Linked DNA regions of Homo sapiens: region 2 is linked to region 1. Evidence: read pairs that join two places in POLR2A ChIA-PET (ENCODE). Cell type or tissue: HepG2. All regions are shown on one strand. Each heading gives the region's core, and the rest is flanking DNA. Links, peaks and the distances in the headings are about the cores only. Region 1 overlaps LIMD1 (LIM domain containing 1). Region 2 has its middle 48 kb from the start of SLC6A20.

Region 1 (2,911 bases), core at 197-2,696:
TAGTCAGCCCTGATCACACCCTGGAAGTATCTGAGAAGCTGTGAAAAAATACACTTGCCCCACTTGGGCGGGCGCAGTGGCTCACGCCTGTAATCCCAGCACTTTGGGAGGCCGAGGTGGGTGGATCACAAGGTCAAGAGATCGAGACAATCCTGGCCAACATGGTGAAACCCCGTCTCTACTAAAAATACAAAAATTAGCTGGGCGTGCTGGTGCACATCTGTAGTCCCAGCTACTCGGGAGGCTGTAGCAAAAGAATCGCTTGAACCCAGGAGGCGGAGGTTGCAGTGAGCTGAGATAGCACCACTGCACTCCAGCCTGGGTGACAAAGCGAGACTCCGTCTCAAAAAAAAAAAAAAAATTAATACACTTGCCTCACTCTAGAAATTCCAAGGGTGATGCCCTGGCCCCACCCTTGATTAGCAGAATCAGATTGAGGTTCCTAGCTAATCCTATCAGATTAGGATTTAGCTCTGATTCTGATTAGCAGGGTTTTAAAGTCTCCACAGGTGATTCTAATGAGCAGCCAGGATTGCAAACCACGGGGCCAGATGGTTAGAAAGACCCCTTTGTTCCTGACACCCTGTGACTCTGCTGTAACATTCCCTTTTAGTTGAGAGCTGTTAGCCTCAGTATAGGATTGAGAATATAAGTAGGACATTTTCCAAAAATACTCCTCAAAATTAATCTTTGATAGAGACAGAAAACAAGCAAAATCCATAACTTGGTCAGACTTGGCAAGCATGCAATGTGTTAGAATCTTCCACGGGGAGCGGTTGCCATCCATTCAATCCAGACTCCTGATGGGCTGCTTGAATTATAATGCATGTACTGGAGTACAAAGATGCCCACAGGTGTGTGCTAGGTAGGCACCAGCACATGGGTGGCATGCACACACACCTCATGCTCATACAGCAGCCTCCAAATCAAAGATTAGGTTAGGGAGGTGGTTACAGAGTAATAAAGGACCCCCACCTCCACCTCACACTGGGGTAGCTGACTGACTAATCACTTTTGGTTGGCTGGTCCCCACAGTGGGGGAGAGAACTGACAAACAGGGTAGACATGGTGAATCCCAGCACTTCCTCCCAAATCTTCTGAAACCTCTTCTTACATATTTCAAACCTGATGTGATTAGGGATCACTCTGAACTCATTCAACTTATCACCAGAATCACAGGCAATCTTTGGTATTGTGTTAAGTCACCGTGCCCTGATGGGCTTCTGTTGGTGGTAAGAAACCCTGCTGTAAAAGACACTGTCTGGCTTTTCTGTGGGGCTGAGGAGGGCCATGGACCAACCGTCTCCAGAAAGATGATCTCTCTCCTCCCTTTCTCGGTTCCCATGTTCCTTACGCATCCCCCACACACCCGACACCCACACCCACACTTACTGCAAGCTGCACAGGTGAAGCATGTGTCATGGTAGAGGTTCCCCATGGCCTGACAGGCCTGGCCAGCCCCAAACACCCCTTTGCTGCATTTCACACAGGCTCCTTGCAGGACAAGAGAAACATCAGTGAGTCAGGAGGGAACCAGTGTAAACTGAGTCATAAAAAAGCCAATGAACAAAGCATAATACCATCCCTCCCCATGGCCAGCCCACCACCAAATCCAGTGGATGACTCATTTGAAGTGTCTTTCTCTCCCTCTCCCTCTGTCACTCTTTCAACTGCAGAAAACAGCTACCAGGCTGGACTTTAGGTCCCACTTTCCCTGCCCCACTGTTATGCTAATGTCCAGAATTCCTGGGCTTGGTCAACTCCCTCCCTCACCCCACCCAAAGCTTTCGAAGGTTCCCACTGTTTGTAAGACAGTTCAGAAAGATTGCACCATCACTATAATATGCCAAGCATGCAGGTTGGGAAATTTCTTTTTTCCTCCCTTTTTTTTTTTTTTTTTTTTTTTTTTTTGAGACGGGGATCTTGATATGTTGCCCAGACTGGTCTTGAACTCCTAGGCTCAAGCAATCCTCCCGCCTCGGCCTCCTAAAGTGCTAGGATTACAGGTGTGAGCCACCATGCCTGGCCAGACAATTCCAACTAAATTATTTCCTTTAATTTTCAGTGGGAACCACCAACTAGGATTTAGTAACCTCAATTTTTACAAAAAGTATATCACACCCCAAGCCCTGGGTTTGTCAGACTGCAAGCAAGTGCTCTTCCCTGCCCTTCTACCAGCAGCTCCTCACCCCCTAACAAGTCCCACAGGGTCTTAGCCCAGCCTTTGCTGATGGGCCCCTACCTAGTACATTCTACTCCTGCCCTTCTGTTCACTCAAGTCCTGAGGCTTTCATCTCAGCCTGCCCCACGATTCCTTCCTCAGACTGTTTGAGGCCAGGAGTTCAACACCAGCCTGGGCAACATAGGGAGATCATCCATCGAGAGAGAGAGAGAGAACTTTTTTTTGAGACAGAGTCTCACTCTGTCACCTGGGCTGGAGTGCAGTGGTGCAATCTCGGCTCACTGCAACCTCCGCCTCCCGGGTTCAAGTGATTCTCCTGCCTCAGCCTTCCAAGTAGCTGGGACTACAGGAATGCACAATCAAGCCCAGCTGATTTTTGTATTTTCAGTAGAGATGGGGTTTCACCATGTTGGCCAGGCTGGTCTCAAACTACTGACCTCAGGTGATCCGCCTGCCTCAGCCTCCCAAAGTGCCGGGATGACAGGCATGAGCCACCGCGCCTGGCCTGAAAAAACAAATTTGAAGAGCCAGGTTCTAACCTTGAGCCTCCCACCTACCCGTGACTCCTGTAGTTTGGATTAATGGTGATCAGCTCTCTGGGTGTCCGTTTCTTAATTAGGAAATAGAGGTTCCTTCCATCTGCCCTGCATATTCCCAGGAGCAGCAATTAAGAGTTGCTTTGAAAACCAAAAAGTTCTAAAGAGTTAACATGCCTCAACTACAAAGTGC
Region 2 (2,911 bases), core at 96-2,595, 110 kb before region 1:
TGTTCTCCCCAGTCATGATCCAGATGCCCAAAAGCATACAGAGGGAAACAGTAAAGCTTTAGATTGAGGTGGAATATTGAATTCTTACAAGCTAGGTGCCTTTCCCAACACTCCTTCCAAAGAAGGAAACATAGCCAGGAGTTAAGGATAATAGCAGAGTTGTGCCCTGGCTCTGGGGAGCTCAACTAGCTGCCTTGGATAGGGTGTTCATGGTACACCTGCTGTGTCTATGTCCCTCCTCTCCCTCCTTCATCCTTCCGTCCCCCTCTTTCTTTCTCGGGCTAATTTGCTACACAGCATTAGATAACCAGAACACCTAGGTCCTAGCATAAGCCCCACCTCCTCCAGGAAGCCACCTGACTCCCTCCAGCAACAGCTCTGCACTTTACCTTTGTATTCTCTCCTTTCTGACTATGGTCAGCAGACTTCTAAGACGGCCCCCAAAGATTGCCACCTGGTATTCATGTGCTCGTGTTATCTCCTCCTCTTGAATAAGCTGGACCTAGTGACTTCTAGTGCACAGAAATGTGGTGAAAGTGATGGGATAACAATTTCCAGATTAAGTTATAAAAGACACTGTGGGCTGGGTGCGGTGGCTCACGCCTGTAATCCCAGCACTTTGGGAGGCTGAGGCGGGTAGATCACCTGACGTCAGGAGTTCAAGACCAGCCTGGCCAAGATGGTGAAACCCCGTCTCTACTAAAAATAGAAAAATTATCTGGGCATGGTGGCAGGAGCCTGTAATCCCAGCTACTTGGGAGGCTGAGGCAGGAGAATCGCTTGAACCTGGGAGGCGGAGGTTGCAGCGAGCAGAGATCACGCCATCGCACTCCAGCCTGGGGGACAAGAGCGAGACTTTGTCTCAAAAAAAAAAAAAAAAAAAGACAAGACACTGTGACTTCCTCCTTGTTAGCAGACTCTCTCTTGCTGACTTGATGAAACAAGTTGCCATGTTGAACAGGCCCATGTGGCAAGGAATTGAGGGAGAGTTTCAGCTAACAGCCAGCAAGCGGACCAGTCCAACAGCCCACAAGGAACTGAATCCTGCTGATATGATTTGGCTGTGTCCCCACCCAAATCTCATCTTGAATTCCCATGTGCTGTGGGTGGGACCCAGTGGGAGATAATTGAATCATGGGAGTGGTTTTAGTGGTAGTGAATAAGTCTCATGAGATCTGATGGTTTTATCAGAGGTTTCCACTTTTGAGTCTTCCTCATTCTCTCACTTTTTGCCTGCCACCATCCACGTAAGACGTGACTTGCTCTTCCTTGCCTTCCACCATGATTGTGAGGCTTCCCCAGCCACTTGGAACTGTAAGTCCAGTTAAACCTCTTTCTTTTGTAAATTGCTCAGTCTCATGTATGTCTTTATCAGCAGTGTGAAAACAAACTAATACACCTGCCAACAACGAGAGTGATCTTTAAAGTGGATCCTGCTCCAGCTGAACCTTGACTGGCGCCTGTGGGAGACCCTGAAATGGGGGACAGAGCTAAATTGTGCCCAAATTCCTGACCTACAGGAACTGTGAGATGATAAATACGAATAAATAGGGGTTGCTTTAAGCCAGTAAGTTTTGGAGTAATTTGTTATGCAGTGATAGATGCACTGAGGTCATTCAGAGCTGGAAGGTATCATACATCCCCTGCAGTCCCTGGTTGGGAGCACAAGGACACCTCATTAATTCTCAAATTAATGACCAAATTTTGAAATTATTTCACTAAGAAACTGGAAAAATGAATTATGGGAAGACAATATTTTAAATATTTACCCTAATTTATCCTGAGATTATATATATATATAAAAATATAATTATTATATAATTTATCCTCAAGAGAGATATATGTTTTTATATATATATATATATATATATATATATTTATATGTTTTCTGATCCACTGTCAGAAAACAACTGTTAATACAGAGAACCCACATTACTCCAAAAGTGCTCCAAAGTTCAGCTGGTGAGAGAGAGAGAACGAGATCGAGCACATGGGATTAAGAGCGAGCCATTTCCAAGGAATTTCATCTCACTTCCCACATGAGTGAGAGTCCTCCTAATGTTACAGGATCTTTGGGGTGTTGGTTTTCTGGCTGGAAACCTCTGTGGCCAGTGGTGCCTTTGCCCGTGTTTTGTTCAGGCCTGCTGGGCTTGTTCCGCCCACTCAGCCTGGCAGGCTGAGCTCGGCTTACATTACGGGCCTGGATCCCATGCCTGCCAAGGCCAAGTCAGGTATGGAGCAGCAAGGGGTATGTAAGCATGGGGCCCAACCACTGCAGTTACACACACCAGCTGCTGCAGTGGGGTAGGCAGCTCCAAGTGCTGGCATGGGTGCGGGCTCTCTGCAAGGCTGCAGCTGGACCAGGCATGCATGCAAGCAGCTTCCACGGCTGCCAGTGCGGAAGACGGTAGTGCCCAGAAGCTTAGAGATGCTAGGAACTGCAGGACCCCAAAGAGGGAGTCACAGCCCTGACTCAGGGAACTCCCAGGTCTGGGTTCCCTGAAGGGCTGCAGGTCTTCTCTCCTTCGCGCACAATGTGGTGAGCAAGGGGCATTTCAGCCCTGTTTGTTATAGCTCTTTTAGCCTCACCATTTGGCGGGTCCTGAGTTCTTGTCCTGTGGCCAGGAAGAATGAAGTATGTGGACAAGTGGAGGATGAGCAAGATGAAGAGGAGCTTTATCGAGTGATAGAACAGCTCAGAGGAGACCTGCAGGGAGTACCTCCTTTCCGCAGCCAGGGTGTTCCGATAAGTGTTCAGCTCCTAGCAGAGAGGGTAGCTGCTCTCTCCAGGCAGGTCATCCCAAGTGTTCAGCTATCAGCAGAGAGGGTAGCTCTTCTCTGCAGCTGGTTGTCCCATTGTCTCTGCTCTGCTTTGGCTGAGCCCAGGGCCTTTCTGGGCCTCAGGAGGGAG

The links. Peaks named below come from ENCODE experiments on the same cell type or tissue, not always from the same donor. Only the 100,000 strongest peaks of a DNase experiment are listed, where the experiment ranks them.
Region 2: POLR2A ChIA-PET joins it to region 1 with 7 read pairs; 4 of 35 experiments call an interaction of 5 or more read pairs at or near these places.

Annotation. Positions count from the first base shown.
Region 1 is chr3:45,634,733-45,637,643 of GRCh38, reverse strand. It overlaps LIMD1 (LIM domain containing 1), which reads right to left. Exons shown (of 8, transcript NM_014240.3): 2 at 1,393-1,494. Among named protein-coding and RNA genes, the nearest start is that of LIMD1, 41 kb to the right of the region's middle. In HepG2, for the core only: no CTCF peak of the experiment used is centred there; a DNase peak (open chromatin) is centred at 1,733.
Region 2 is chr3:45,747,558-45,750,468 of GRCh38, reverse strand. No RefSeq gene overlaps it. Among named protein-coding and RNA genes, the nearest start is that of SLC6A20, 48 kb to the left of the region's middle. In HepG2, for the core only: no CTCF peak of the experiment used is centred there; no DNase peak of the experiment used is centred there.